Linked DNA regions of Homo sapiens: region 2 is linked to region 1. Evidence: read pairs that join two places in POLR2A ChIA-PET (ENCODE). Cell type or tissue: A673. All regions are shown on one strand. Links, peaks and the distances in the headings refer to the core of each region. The heading gives the core; the rest is flanking DNA.

Region 1 (8,346 bases), core at 92-8,091:
TGGAAAAAGTTCCAACATCCCTGAGCTAGAGCCCCTAATGAGATTCTTTTCTAGTGAGCCATTGTCTCTTTTCTCCATGCCAGAAATAGCTGTAATCCTACTAAGCAACTATATTACTTTTTATCCTATCCACACCAGTTTGTCATATATAGGGACCAGACTGTGTTTTGTCAAAGACACACACACAAACGTGTGCGCACAAGTAAGCAGATTGATTTTATTCAAGCTATTACTATAGGGAGAGCACCTCAAATCCAGAGATCAAAGTAGCTTGGCAGGGTAGTTTTACTGCAGAATTTTATAGGGAGGAGTAGAAAAGTTATAGGTAAGATGATTTATAGTTGGGATTGTTTTGCTATCAGGAGAAGTCTCAAATAGCTGTAATGCAAATGTTTAGCTCTATCTATCTGGCTAGTTTCAGAAGGACAAACAGTTCAAATCTCAGCTAAATCATTCATGAGACAAAGAACAAGGAGTTGAAAGGTCTGTGTCTGTTCTTGTCTGCAGCTTCAGGCAAAAGAGGAAAGGTCTGTATTTGTCCAAGGCTCAGGTAAACAAGGGAGTCTTCATGGGTCTTAGGGAAGTCAGGAGAAAGAGTGGACAGTGAGTCTTATCTATGTCATAAGGGGAAAGGTAGTTCTTTTCCTTAAGCCATTTCCTGGAAAATAAGAGTGGGGAGATTTCAGAAAATAAAAGGTTGGTGGAATTTCTGGACTATACCTGCTTTCCAGAAGCACAGAGCTCAGATAAAGTTCGATGTTGTCAGTTTTCTCCTCTTGGCTGGATTTAAAGAAAGAAAAGACCCAAATGTCTGGCCCATTTCCTACAAGTAAGTAGATTTAAGAGCATGCCTCCAGCTAGTTCCTTGGATGATAACTGATGTTGGCTAACACTGTTGAGGATATCATTCTGTAACAGGTAATTTCTTTTTAATCTGAGAATAAATGGTACTGGAATGGATCAACTAAAGTGAATTTACTTGAGCCAGGGCAAAATTTAATATAAAATAGCAAAACAAAAACAAAAAACCACTTTGAATGAAACTTTATATTGAAACTTGAAACTAAAAATAATGAAAATAAAATTATGTTACTCATTTAATAAAATGCAGTTTGTAATTGCAACTCAAAGTTAATTTTAGACAAATAATGGATGAGATGTTGATGTGGGTGGGTTGGGGAGCATCACTTTTCTGACACATTTGCATCATAGCTCCATACAATACTCTCCTTGTTACTTGTGATTTTCATAGCACAATTCTATAGAGGATAACATTAGCAAAAAATATTCAAAGCATCATTAATTTTCTGAGATGTCTTTCACTTCTTTGGCATTCACTTCACACTATTTTGGGGTGCTTATGTACCCATCTCTTCTTTATTGGATAGGTGGTCTAATTCTATTAAGCACTCATTTGTCAGTGGCTTTGCCTGAGGGATTCCAGTGGCCATAACTTTACCTTCCCTTACATCAGATTTTTATCTTTTGTGACATGTGTGATGTCACCTTGCAATTGATTTGTGTGGAATGTATTGTATTGCCAGATATTTAAAACAAAGACATTGACCCAGTGTGTGGATTAAGTGAATACAAGTTGTATTGGTTTTGTAATAAATATTTTTCATGATGATGAACCTTTTTTTTTTTTTTTTTCTTGAGACAGAGTCTCGCTCTGTTGCCCAGGCTGGAGTGCAGTGGCACAATCTCAGCTCACGGCATGCTCCACCTCCCGGGTTCATGCCATTCTCCTGCCTCAGCCTCCCGAGTAGCTGGGACTGCAGGGGCCCGCCACCACGCCTGGCTAATTTTTTGTGTTTTTAGTAGAGACGGGGTTTCACCATGTTATCCAGGATGGTCTCGATCTCCTGACCTTGTGATCCGCCCGCCTCGGCCTCCCAAAGTGCTGGGATTACAGGCGTGAGCCACCGCACCCAGCCAGATGATGAATCTTATTGCTCTATCTAAATTTCTAATCACGAAGACTCCCAAGAAGAAGACTCCACTAACAGTCACCCTTTGGCATTTTATATGATTTATTTTATTTAATTCTCACTTCAACTCTGCAGGGAAGGTACTATTATTATCCCCAAAACATGGATGAGGGAATGGAGGCTGATAAGGTTTGGCTGTGTCCCCATCCACCCAAATCTCATCTTGAATTACAGTGCTCATAATCCCCACGTGTTGTGGGAGGGACAAGGTGGAGGTAATAGAATCATGGGGGCAGTTACCTCCATGCTTTTCACCTGATAGTGAGTGAGTTCTCACAAGATCTGATGGTTTTATAAGGGCCTTTCCCCCAGTTTCGCTCATTCTTCTTCTTCTGGCCACTAAATGAAGAAGGACATGTTTGCTTCCCCTTCCACCACGATTGTAAGTTTCCTGAGGCCTCCCCAGCCATGCTGAACTGTGAGTCAATTAGACCTCTTTCCTTTATAAATTACCCAGTTTTGGGTATGTTCTTATTAGCAGCATGAGAACAGACTAACACAGAGGCTTTGAGAATTTGTATGATTTTTCGAAAGGCAGAATTACCCAATGGCAGAGCCAGGACATGAATCCAGGAGTGACTAATCACAAATTTGTGCTCTGTGCTGAAATAGTATGCCAGCCTCCTTCTCCCTACCAAGTTCACCCATTTTTTCCTACCCTAATTTTTCCTTTTGCCTGGATGTCCTTATCTACTTATTAAAAATTAAGTTGTATCTTGTTATATCTTTTTAGCCAATTTAAGCCCTTTGCAGAAAGAAAGAGAAGTATATATGCTTTTTTTTTTTTTTTTTTTTTTTTTTAAAGCCAAGTGTCTTTTTCAAGGTTATCTGAAGAGAAAGTGTGCTGGTTATGCACACTCCAGATTCTGGAGTCCTATAAGCTGGAGATTAACTTCTGGCTCTCTGTCGTATTAGCTGAGTGATCTATGGTAAAGTTTAAAACTTCAATGTCCGGCCGGGCGCGGTGGCTCACGCCTGTAATCCCAGCACTTTGGGAGGCCGAGGCGGGCGGATCACGAGGTCAGGAGATCGAGACCATCCCGGCTAACACGGTGAAACCCCGTCTCTACTAAAAATACAAAAAATTAGCCGGGCGTGGTGGCGGGCGCCTGTAGTCCCAGCTACACGGGAGGCTGAGGCAGGAGAATGGCGTGAACCCGGGAGGCGGAGCTTGCAGTGAGTCGAGATCGCGCCACTGCACTCCAGCCTGGGCGACAGAGCGAGACTCCGTCTCAAAAAAAAAAATAAAATAAAAATAAAAAAAATAAAACTTCAGTGTCCTTGCTTGTGAAATAGTGAGGTTATTATTACTCATCTCATGGGATTGTTTTAAGATTAAACACAATAATGCCTCTAAAGTGCTTCGCGTTCTGCCCTTTTCATGGAAGGCTCCTGATAACGGTTTGGATCTGTGCTCCCTCCCGAATCTCATGTTGAAATGTAATACCCAGTGTTGAAGGTGGGGCCTGGTGAGAGGTGATTGGATCGTGGGGGCAGTTTCTCATGATTTAACACCATGTCCCTTGGTGCTATCGTCATGGCAGTGAGTTCTCATGAATCTGGGTGTTTAAAAGTGTCTAGCACCTCCCCTCCCCCTTCTCCCTCTTCCTGCTGCTTTGGCCGTGTGAGATGCCTCACTACCCCTTTCCCTTCCACCATGATTGGAGGCTTTCTGAGGCTTTCACAGAAGCAGAAGCCACTAGGCTTCCTATACAGCCTGCAGAACTATAAACAAATTAAAATTCTTTTCTTTATAAATTACCCAGTCTCAGGTATTTCTTTATAGCAGTGCAAGAATGAATTAATATAGCTCCTGATAAAAATTTCCGTTGTTTTTTATGCTTACAGGCAAACAAGATAGTCAGTAAACAGTGTACTAAACTGGGAAAATCAGCCCTGCTTCATTCTAATTTCCACTATAGCTAAGTAATTTCATTTTAATCAATTTTTAAGGCACCAAAATGAGACAACCATTTTTCCAGGTTGAGTGGATTCTTTTTTAATTTTTAATTTTTGTTTTTTGAGACAGAGTCTTTCTCTGTCACTCAGGCTGGAGTGCAGTGGCGCAATCTCAGATTACTGCAACCTCCGCCTCCTGTGTTCAACTGATTCTCCTGCCTCAGCCTCCTGAGTGGCTGGAGCTACAGGTGCGTGCTACCAAGCCCAGCTAATTTTTTTTTTTTTTGTATTTTTAGTAGAGACGGGGTTTCACTGTGTTAGCCAGGATGGTCTTGATCTCCTGACCTCGTGATCCGCCTGCCTCGGCCTCCCAAAGTGCTGGGATTATAGGCGTGAGTCACCGCGCCCAGCAAGTGGATTCTTTAAAATTTATGTCGAAGATGGAAAGAACCAAGGTAGAAGTAACCTGGGTTCCAAGATTTTATTAAGTGCCACGTCAGCCTTGAACTCACTACCTCCGGGCTTCCTGTCCTGGTGAGGGAAATACATTATTATGTAGTTAAAGTAACTGCTATTTTGGTTTTACTCTTTCTTTTAGCCAAACCCATTTTAAACTAACACAGTGGAAACAATTGTGAGCAGGAAAAAGATTTTATGGATTCCAATTATGTTTCGCAATCTGCAAGTCAGCATGAACTGGAATGTCTATTTACTGCGGCTTTTTGTTTCCTAGTTATGATAGTGTTGTATGTCTATCGGATAGAATAGTCTTTTAATTCACAGACAGCACTTATTTTATAGTCAAGAATTGATGGGATTGGGGATAAGCTAGGAAGCACAAATGCAATTTGCTTTTTATGATTTTATCTTATTTTCTATGAATATACATAATTTCCTAATTGTATATTTACACACACATATACACAAATAAATATAAATTTTTGGTTCCCAAATGTATCATTTCCCCAGTTATCAATTTCGTCTGAAATGTGGTGGGCCCTGAACTATGGTAACTATGGTTACCATGTGGTAACCATGTGGTGGGCACAATCCTTTAAATTATACACTTCTCTTATTAACAATTGTTTTTACTGGCAATGAGGAAAAAAATGTGGTACTGGGTTTTTAAAAGACTTCTACAGAATTTTTTTAAATGTTTGGGCTTTACCAAGAACTCATTAAAAAATTGTAATCCTTTTCCTTTCTATATATAGTTGAATGAACACACATACACACACACATGCCACAAAACAAAAACAAAGTTATCCTCACACACAGGATAGAAACCAAACCAAATCCCAACACATGGCAAGATGATAGGCAGGGAAAAGGACACAGTAGCCACAAAGAGCTTTGTTCTTTTTGTCTTCTTTTACCTTCATTACTGTCATCCGGAGTAGTGTAGATGGAAGCCAGGGTAAATAAGGAAAAGATAACAAAAGCCAATAAAATGAATGCCATTTCCAAGTTGGTGTAGGGAAGCTCCATGAACCACCACCGAAAACTTCTTCACCTACAATAGGAATAAAACATGGGCTCAGCATACTCTAATCCAGAGAGAGCTTGCTCAGCAATGATTTATTTTAGAATTCAACATGTGTGAGATTTGCTAAAGCTTGTTAAAATACTTCTGTGTACCTGGAACAATGTATTTGGCAGTGGCAAGAATGGACTGTGCTCTTGTTGTTTTGAAATTTGGCATACAATTTCACTGTGTAGATTGGAAGAGAGCCTAGAAATCTGAATGGTAGAGTCAGTTTACCTTTACACAGCTTTGTGAGTTTTTTGACACAACTCTGGGAATAAAGACAAGGTATGCTGACGTGCAATGAGCACTTAAACGGGGCCAGGCACTTGAAAAAGCTTGAGCTATTACCTCCTTTAATCCTCATAATAACTCTGTAAGTGAGGTACCAGTATTGTCTCCATTTCATAAATGAAGAAACTGAAGCACTAAGATGTAACTTACCTTAAGTTATAAATCTAGTATATGGTAGAGGTGAAATGCCAACTCTGGCAATCTGGTTATAGAATCCTCACTCTTAATCAATATACTATACTGACACTCGACTAACCAACTAACCAACCAACCAACCAGCCAATCAATCCCAAACCCACCATAATGGTTAGGATCATGTTTTGCAAAAGCATTATGTGGATTGATTGGAGAGGAGTTTTTTTTTTTTTTTATACTTTAAGTTTTAGGGTACATGTGCACAACGTGCAGGTTTGTTACGTATGTATACATGTGCCATGTTGGTGTGCTGAACCCATTAACTCATAATTTAACATTAGGTATATCTCCTAATGCTATCCCTCCCCCCTCCCCCCACCCCACAACAGGCCCCGGTGTGTGATGTGCCCCTTCCTGTGTCCATGTGTTCTCATTGTTCAATTCCCACCTATGGGTGAGAACATGCGGTGTTTGGTTTTTTTGTCCTTGCGATAGTTTGCTGAGAATGATGGTTTCCAGCTTCATCCATGTCCCTACAAAGGACATGAACTCATCATTTTTTATGGGAGAGGAGTTTTTATGTTAGGTGGTAGAAGATACAATGGGTTAAGCAAAGGATAATAGAAAGAATTTAATGTCAAGATGAGAGCTTAGTCTTTTTTCAAATGATATTAGAAGATGAATATAAGGTCCTTAGTAGTACGGAGACGTGATGAAGCAGTATTTTGCGAATATTAATGGCATCTCCATGTACAGGAGAGAATGAAGGAAGAGAATGGTAACTGGAAAAAACTCAGAGTGAGTTTTAGCTCTGTGTCAGGATTTTAGCAGGAAGGATAGAGAGGAAGGGATAAAACTCAGAGCCGATTTGATGGAAGGGCAGAAGGATCTTGGTAGCTTGTTGGCCATATGGGGTGCAGAGGGTGCCCCAACATTAAAATGAAGTTCAGGGAGAAAGAGGGGAGACAAAGATCACTGGGAAAAAGAGGCTCCCAGAATCATGTGTGAAATCGGTGGTAGAGAATATTAATTCCTCAAACTTCATTGTGGTTAGTAGAGATGCTGATGCACTCTGACATATTCGGCCATTCATCAATATTTGGAAAATGAATTGATCAAGCTTCTGCTTCTTCAGAGAATATGAAGACTATTAACTCTGCTAAAGCAGCTCAGAGAATACCGTTATTTTTACCGTCAGTTTTCTGTGAGGACTCTTTCTTGAAGAAAAAATAAAAATAAAAACAGAAAAATTTGTGCCATCTAGTGGTTTTTAAGTGCTATAGGTCGGAGAAAGAAGGATGAATTACCCACACTCTCTAAAGATGTTTCATTATACATATGTAGTACCCTGTGCTCATGCAAAATGGTTTCTCCTATTCTCCAGTTTTGTCCTACGCCTAGAATATCAACAGATTTTAAGGTAGTTGTCTTTGAGAGGAGGCAGCTGTTAATGTTTTCTGGACACATAGCTCATGTGTGGTGAGTTCCTGCCTCCTTCCCTTCCTCTGGCAACCTGGTTACAGAATCCTCATTCTTTTTTTTTTTTTTTTGAGATGTACTGTTGCTCGTCACCCAGGCTGGAGTGCAGTGGTGTGATTTCGGCTCACTGCAACCTCTGCCTCACGGGTTCAAGCAGTTCTCTGCCTCAGCTTCCTGAGTAGCTCCTTCCTTCCTCTCTCTCTCTCTTTCCCTCTCTTTCTTTCTCTTCTTTCTCTTTTCTTTTCTTTTCTTTTTTTTTTTTTGTGACAAAGTCTTGCTCTGTTGCCCAGGCTGGAGAGCAATGGCATGATAACAGTTCACTGCAGCCTCGGCCTTTTGGGCTCAAGCAATCCTCTCATTTCAGCCTCCAGAATAGCTGGGGGCTACAGGCATGCACTGTTACGCCCAGCGAATTTTTTGATTTTTTTTGTAGAGACAAGGTCTCATTATGTTGCCCAGGCTGGTCTCAAACTCCTGGGTTCAAGCAATCACCCACCTTGCCTCCCAAAATGCTGAGATTACAGGCATAGCTACCGCCTCTGGCCCTGTGATGAGTTATTTCTAGCTCACTACCCTAGATGCTGCCATTCTAGACAAATAAACGCAAAATAATGGTCTTTGAATTGTCAGTAGAAATTGAAAGCTGGGGGAAAAGACATAGTGGGATAATAGATATTGTCAGACATCTATGATTATGGAACTTGGAACCCGACTACCTTCTTGTCAAATGCTCAGGGCACAGAGCCCTTGACCAGGAGCTCTCCACAACTATGCCCTAAATTCAAGAAGAGGTGATTTCTGCATAAATAAACCAGCCAAGAGTTATTTTCTAAATGCAAAGATGATGCTTCTGATGCCTACACTGTTCCCATTCTTGCATATCCTTGATGGAGCATCTGAAGAACAGTTGGTTGTACAGCCTGCATTTCTTCCTGGGTTGTGTATCTGTAGTCTGTTCTCTGGACATTTTCTCCATCTCAGCTTACTTGGTGCAAAAATGTATCACTTGTTCCCCACAGCTTC
Region 2 (8,346 bases), core at 124-8,123, 970 kb after region 1:
AGTTTTCTGTGAATGCCAGTTATAGACATGAACAGATTTAGTACTTGGTGTTCTTCCCATGAGTATTTCAGTTCATGGTAGTCTACAGGATTTAAGATAGTTGACAGGATTTAAGAGGAAAATAATTGATTTTAGAGACACCTTGAACTTCTCAGTTATTATCTATTTATTCGCTGATGTAAGAGTTGGCCTTGTCCTCTGGAGTTTAGAGACGCTGACAACATCTTGCCCAGTGTCTTTCCCCTGATGGAAGTTTACAATGATTTTTTCCTTTAAAAGGTTTGCATTTTCCTCTTGTAATGATTCTTGATGTTCTGTACAGTCTGAAGACTTTCTTTTTGAACAATCAGTTTGAAAAGTAAAGTGTGACATAATAATTTTCTAAAGCCTCTGTACCAGATGATACTTTGTTGTTTCTTGCTTAAACGTAGTGAAAAGGAAGTCAAATATATTTTGTCATAGAAAATACCATACAATTTTGTTTATGTATCTTTTTATTGTCATCAGAATTCTCTGTGTTTAAATATACAGAGAGGAGATGGGAGGGAGCTACTTTAAGTATCCCTTAAAAGCTCTTAACTTTGATTTAAAAGTTAAAAGTAAAAAGAAAAATACTCTTTGGAATTATACATTAGATATTTTAATATCATAAAGTAGCAAAGCAAAAAAATGTTGAAAGAACAACACATGTGCCACTTAAATGAGGGAAGATACTCGTTATAATTAATAATAATATATAATTAAATGTTTAGAATAAAAATTAAAACATCAGGTTAAAACTATTACATTTCCTTTTTCTGATTTTTATTTTAGACTCAAGGAGTACATGTATAGGTTTGGCTATATTGTGTGATGCTGAAATTTGGTGTACAAATAATTCCATTCCCCAGGTATAATCATAGTACCCAAGAGCTAGTTTTTCACCCCTTGTTCCCAGCCCTAGTAGTTCCCAGTTTCTATTGTTGCCATCTTTTATGTCCATGATTACTCATTGTTTAGCTTCTACTTATACATGAGAATATGCAGTTTTTGGTTTTCCGTTCCTGCATTAATTCACTTAGCATAATGGCCTCCGGCTGCATATGTATTACTGCAAAGAACATTATTTCATTCTTTTTATGGCTGCATACTATTCCATGGTATCTATGTATCACATTTTCTCTATCTAGTTCACCATTTATGGTCAGCTAGGTTGATTTCATGTTTTTGCTATAGTGAATAGTGCTGCGATGAATGTAGGAGTACATGAGTCTTTTTGGTTGAATGATTTGTTTTCTTTTGGGTACATGTGTAAATTAGTTCAGCCATTGTGGAAAGCAGTCTGGACCATTCAACTGAGAAATCCTATTACTGGATATATTACTTTTCTTTATTGAATTCTTCATCATTAAGGAAAAAAATAATGGTTACTGTCTTATTTTTAAGCCCTATAAAGATATTGTATGTTTTGAAGGAATTAACTTTTCTCCGGAATCTTGTTGAGAACTGTCAAATATTTGTAAGTGGGTATATGTGTGTATTTGTTTTTTATTACGTCTCAGATCACTTAAGCTTATATGCCTTTTTACATGCTAGTTCACACTTGCCTGATTTAGCAAAAAATTAAATTTATTTAAATTATTCTTGCCTTTCAAGTATTTGAAGACATTATATTAACTTTTTAAATAGTACGCTAAACACTTTTAGCAAGCTTGCTATAAGATGTATATTCTTCTATGCATAAAACTTGCAAATTAAGGAACATCTAGATACAATACCTTGCCAGAATTGTAAGAAATTATTTATTAAGAATTTCTTTGAAGAACCACATTAGATAAATGCTGGCCTGCTAGTCTCTGTGATACTGAAAATGCTCTCAGTCCGCACTATCCAGATAGGGAGCTGCTAGCCACATGCAGCTACTGAACACTTGAAACGTAGCCAGTACAGATAAGAAACTAAATTTTTCTAATTTTTCTAAATTTCATTTTATTTACTTTTTATTCATTTAAATAGCCATGTGTGGCAGTCATTATTACCATTTTTAACAGTGCAGCTTTAGATTCAGAAAATATCAAATAGTGGGCTATTGTGAAGATGAAAATATCTACCTGACAACACCACTGAGAAGACTAAACGAACTAACATTGATAATATGCATGGACAGTGCCGGGCATGCGCTAGAAGTTATACATAAGTAACTTTCCTTCTTTTTCTTCTTGTAGCTCAATATGTACCCATTACTGATCCTCTTAGGGATGTGCCTACTCTTTGTACTACTTTTTATAGCCTTTTTTCCATTCCCTTGTTATGGTCTCCTTTTAGAATTCTGTCTCTTTCCTTGCTGTCACTCTTTTTCTTTGTTTCACTAAATATTCCATCCATTTCACTGTATTTTCTTACTTTTACTTCTATTTTCAACTCTTTTGTTTTCTCTTTCCATTCATGATAGGAAGGGCTACTCAACAATTACTTCTCTTTCCCAGAATGCTCTATCTTGAGTGTAACTATGACTTGGGGATGAACTTGCTTGATTAGAATTTGGCACCTAATGGAGACATAACACATTTGCCCTGAAAACTTGTAAATATAACCCAGGTCTGCAAAAACCCTTCAAAATGAGAATCAAATTTAAAAAGACATTATGTTGATAATGCTCTCTGTCTTATTCTGCTAAGACTTCCATAACAAAATACCATAAGTTGGGTAGCTTAAACAAAAATAATTTTTATTTCTTTTCTAAAGACTACAAAATCTAAAATCAGGGTTCCAGCACAGTTGCTTTCTGATAAAGTTTCCCTTCCTGGCTTGCAGACGGTTGTCTTCTTGCTTTATCCTCACAATGGTTCTTCCTCTGTACACTGGAGGGAAGAGAGAGAGAGACATTTCTCTTTCTTTCTCTTTGTATAAGGCACGTGTTCCTATTGGATCAGGTTCCATACTCATGATCTCATTTAACCTTAATTATTTCCCTAAAGCCTTATATCCAAATATAAGCCACATTGGTGATTAGGGTTTTGATATATGAATGTGAGGAAGACACAGTTCAGTCCATAGCACCCCCTAAGTGCAAACACATATCCTGTCTTGAAGACTGTACCTTTAACAATGGCCTTTAAAAACTTCTGAATTAAAGTTCTAAGAAACATGAGCTTAGAGTTGAAAATTACAGACACACAAACACAAATATACAAGCTCTAACATGAGTGTGAGCAGAAAACAAGAGAAAAGAAACAGCAGGCTTAGACTCAAAAATACTTAATGTTGAAATTATTGGGCATAGAATACTGAATAACAATAATATATTATAGAAAGTATAAATTGTGGATAAATAAGAATGGATTTTCTAAAAGACCAACACACTTGGAAAGAATCAAATGAAACTCTAGAAATAAATAAAAATAATAAATGAAATTTTAAAATAGACAAGTTAAAGAACAGATTAAATGCAGCTCAAAAAGTTAGTGAACTGGAGTATCAAACCAAATATCTGAAATGTAGTACAGAGCAAAATTAATGTAAATGATAAAAGAGATGTTAATTAAAACTAAGAATAACATGAACATGTCTAATATATACCAATCTATCCTGAGTTCTAGAAGGAAATAACAGAGAGAAAGGAAATCTGGCAATACTTGAAGAGATAATATTTGGCAACTTCAAGAATTGTTGAAAATACCAACTCCATATCAAGAAGCCCAAAAAATCTCACATGGAATAAGCACACACACACACACACACATAAACACACACACACACACATACACACCGTATCACACTGAGAGTACATAATACCAAAGACAAAAAAATCTTTAAAAGTATCTACAGAGAAAAGACAGATCACTTACAAAGGACTACCAACTTCTTGATAGCAGGAACAGAAACCTGAGAGCAATATAAATATATACTCAATATATAAAGAGAAAAATCCCATGCAACTTAGCAAATGTGAAATGCAGCTCAAAAATAAAATGAATTAAAGAGAAAAAGAAAAAAAAAGATTGGAAATTTACCAGAGTTTATTACCAACAGACCATTCTGAAAACAAATTATAAGATATGTCTCTGGTTATTGAAAATTAATTCTAAGTAGAAGGTTTGAGATATAAGAAATTAGTAAAAATTAAAATAATGATATCAATACTTATTTTGTGGGGTTAAGAATAAGTAGATCCAACATATTAGACAAAGCTGGCATAAGAATCGTAAGATGCAGTCAGATCTAAAGCACTCTTAGGACATTTATAATTCAGGATGAGGGTGAGTATTTTGATATTCTGCATATGTTATTAAGTATGCAGGTTAAAAGCTATATAATTACTAAAAATAAGCCTAATGAATATAATTACCAAAATAGTGGGAAAAAAAACATCAGAATAGGGGAAAGAACAATTCAAAATAATCCCAGAACAATGATGGGGAGAAGTCCAAAATAATCATAATTGATATGAATGCATTATACTCACCAATTAAAAGAGAAAAAATATCAGACTGTATGAAAAAATAAATATAGTGTTGTGCTTTTTTAAGTAGGTAAAGCAAATACTACCCCTCTATTCTTCCTCTGCTCCTGGAAAAAAGAGAACAAATCAAACTGATGTGTCTATAATAACAACACATGAATTAGACATTAAGCCAAAATTCATTGCTAGAGAGAAAGCTTGACTACATACTTATAAAAGTTGCAATTTTCTACAAAAAAATTAGCCGAGCATGGTGGCATACACCTGTAATCCCAGCTACTCGGGAGGCTGAGGCAGGAGAATCACTTGAACCTGGGAGGCGGAGGTTGCAGTTAGCTGTGATCGTGCCACTGCACTCCAGCCTGTGTGACAGAGCCAGGCTCTGTCTCAAAAAAAAAAAAAAAAAAAAAAACTAGAAGTTTCACTTTTCTGGAAGTATATAGTCACACATTTACATATTTATATGCAATTGACCCTTGAACAACACAACTTGGAACTTCCTGGGTTCACTGAAATGCAGATTTTCTTCTGCCTCTGCTACTCCTGAGACAGCAAAACCAACCCCTCTTTTTGCTCCTCCTCTTCCGCCTACTCAATGTGAAGACGAGGATAAAGACGTTTATGATGATTCACTTCCATTTAATGAATAGTAAATGTATTCCCTCTTGCTTGGGATTTTCTTAATAACATTTTATTTTCTCTAGCTTACTTTATTGTAAGATACCATATATAATACATATAATGTGCAAAATATGTCTTAATCAACTGTTTATGTTATTTGTAAGGCTTCCAGTCAACAGTAGGCTATAGTTGTTAAGTTTTTGGGGAGTCAAAAGTTATACATAAATTTTTGACTACATGTGGGGGCCAGTGCCCCAACTGTCACATTGTTCAAAGGTCAACAGTACATTAAATAACTTTCAAAATTAGACATTATTACATGGAGTAATTTATAAATCCCCATCATAATGGAAAATATTTAAAACATTTCTGCCGGGAAATGACAGACAGTTCAAGAGAAAAATTAAAGTTACAAAAGTATGAACACTGTAACAAAATTGCATTTCCATACAAGTAAATATTAGTTAGAAAATATCATTAAGATGCTGGGCATGGTGGCTTACGCCTGTAATCCCAGCACATTGGGAGGCCAAGGCAGGTGGATTGCCTGAGGCTGGGAGTTCGAGACCAGCCTGGCCAACATAGTGAAACCCCATCTCTACTAAAAATACAAAAATTAGCTGGGCCTGGTGGTGTGCGCCTGTAATCCCAGCTACTCAGGAGGCTGAGGCAGGAGAATCTCTTGAACCCGGGAGGCAGAGGTTGCAGTGAGCCAAGATTGCACCATTGCACTCCAGCCTGGGCAACAAGAGTGAGACTTCATCTCAAAAAAAAAGAAAGAAAATACCATTAAGATGTCTGGGAATTAATCCAACCAAAGATGTGCAGCATCTATGCAGCATGTTATAAACTTGTGTTGAAAGACACTGAAAGAAGACTAAATGTGATTGATTAGGATAAATCAATTTCACAAATTGACATTTTTATGAATTTGATTTATAGATACAATTCAATTCCAATCAACAGAGATTTTCCTTAAAAATGATAAACTGAATCTAAAGTATGTATAGAAAGAAAATAGGTGAAGAATAGTCAAGACAGATTGGAAATAGAGCAAGGTGGGGAGGCAGGATTCCAAGTGCTGATTTAATGTTCTATTTCTCAGTTTTGGTGGGGGATTTTAAAATGTTTGTTTTATTATTTTTAATCCAGAAATATATTTATATGCATTTTATGTTCATGTGTTCTGTTTCAAAATAAAATTTTTTAAAGCTCACATAGTATAAGTTTGAGGCTCAGATCTCTGTAGAATCAACAAGTAAAACCCAGGATGTTTTATAATTATATGTATAGAATTTGTGCTGATAGTTATTCACTGTTTAACAATAAAATACATTTTAACATAAGATGTAATACATGGTTAATGCAGAAAATTTGGAAAATATAGGAAATAGGCAGAAATGAATAAAAAGCCCTGTGACCCCCCACCATCAATTTCAGACACTGTGAATGTTGTTACATACATTCTGGTCTTATCTATGCTCATGTATGTGTGCTTCTGTATTTGTAAGTTTTTAGAGAATTACTGTCCTATTACATAATAAGTTTGTGTTATACTTTTTATTTGCCAATACAAATGTATTATTTAATGTGTTAGGAACTTTGCAAAACCACCAGATTTTTATTATGAAAAGGCACAGTTGAAAATTATATACTTGCTCAAGCAATTCTTTCAGAAAACAGCAATATTTTAGAAAATAAAACTTGAGAATTCAGCCAAGAGGGATTATATTGATAGGAGAATGCAGAATATGTAGGGAACATACATAATTTCAGTAATCCACAAAACAGGAGAAGGAAATACACATCTCATACACTGATGTTAGCTGGAATCACAGTATTCTGTACCACATCTGCTACTCAGTTGATTTATTAGTGATTAAAATGTAGTACAAATAGTTGTCCTTAAGCAGTTCCCTCACAGAGCCTATTCTCAACAATTTGCATAAGTGACACATTTATTTCAAAAAGTACTTAGAAAGAAAATATAATACTGAACTTGATAGTATTGTAGCAGGACAAGCCTCAGACAAAACCCCTCAGACACCGAGTTAAAGAAGGAAGGGCTTTATTCAGCCGGGAGCTTCGGCAAGACTCACGTCTCCAACAACCAAGCTCCCTGAGTGAGCAATTCCTGTCCCTTTTAAGGGCTCACAGCTCTAAGGGGGTCTGCATGAGAGGGTCGTGATCGACTGAGCAAGCAGGGGGTACGTGACTGGGGGCTGCATGCACCGGTAATTAGAACAGAACAGAACAGGACACGGATTTTCACAGTGCTTTTCTGTACAATGTCTGTAATCTATAGATAACATAACTGATTAGGTCAGGGGTCAATCTTTAACTACCAGGCCCAGGGTATGGCGCCGGGCTGTCTGCTTGTGGATTTCATTTCTGCCTCTTAGTTTTTACTTCTTCTTTCTTTGGAGGCAGAAATTGGGCATAAGACAATATGAGGGGTGGTCTCCTCCCTTAGTATGACCAAACACTTTGTACCCGCTTCTTTCAATCTATCACGAAAATGTAATTTATCTTTGAAGCCAGGAAATATCCTGATTAGTGTTTCAAGGGAGGGTAAGGAAAATCTCACAATTGGAGAAATCCTTCCTTTGAGGCCCTATCTTTGTTTCCCAACTGAAGAGAATTACAGGCCTTGGGCTAGATCCAGTTCCCAAGAAGTGATTTTATAAAAATCCACCAATGCTAGTAACGCCGAGACTTTTCTAAATGCTGTTTTCAGTAGGTAAAACATATTCCTGTTACTACCTAACTAGAGAGAATAGTAGGATGATATTTGCATTGCCGTGGCAACTTGCATCTCTAGAGTGAGATGACATTTTTGCCTGTTTATTTCTACTTTTCATTTAGGAATAACATTTTTTATTCCATTTTAACTTAAAAAATAACTTGGGTGTGTATAGATAGGGAGAGAAACTGAAAGTTATTTAACGTCTGCTATATGTCAGACACGGAGTTAAGTTGTTTATATGCACCACTGCATTCAGTCCTCCAAGGACTCTGGAAAGGAAGATTCGCTTTAGAGAGGAGACAGAGAAATTTCAGCACTTTTCTGTGCTTTAGTTCAAAAAGTTACAAAGCAATAGAGCCTGGGTCTATTCAGAGCTTGGAGCCCCTGGTTCCCAGGCCAGTGTTTTTTCCCTGCTTCACATTTCGTCCTACGGTTTATTTCCTCCCTGGGTTCCTAGTCTAACTTTCCCTTAAAACTGACAACCACCTTGTGAAATACAAGTAAGTACATTGCAATATGTAGTTTTTAAGTGTTGTGG

What was found. ChIA-PET counts read pairs that join two places held together with the same protein. Peaks named below come from ENCODE experiments on the same cell type or tissue, not always from the same donor. Only the 100,000 strongest peaks of a DNase experiment are listed, where the experiment ranks them.
Region 2: POLR2A ChIA-PET joins it to region 1 with 7 read pairs; 1 of 35 experiments calls an interaction of 5 or more read pairs at or near these places.

Annotation. Positions count from the first base shown.
Region 1 is chr4:164,767,476-164,775,821 of GRCh38, reverse strand. SMIM31 (small integral membrane protein 31) reads right to left here. Exons shown (of 3, transcript NM_001352885.1): 2 at 5,267-5,403. The coding sequence starts at 5,378. Among named protein-coding and RNA genes, the nearest start is that of SMIM31, 18 kb to the right of the region's middle. In A673, for the core only: a CTCF peak has its summit at 7,104 (motif pointing left); DNase peaks (open chromatin) are centred at 4,541 and 7,091; H3K27ac peaks cover 306 bases.
Region 2 is chr4:163,792,729-163,801,074 of GRCh38, reverse strand. All of the region lies in intron 4 of MARCHF1 (membrane associated ring-CH-type finger 1), which reads left to right. Among named protein-coding and RNA genes, the nearest start is that of TMA16, 300 kb to the right of the region's middle. In A673, for the core only: no CTCF peak of the experiment used is centred there; a DNase peak (open chromatin) is centred at 5,004.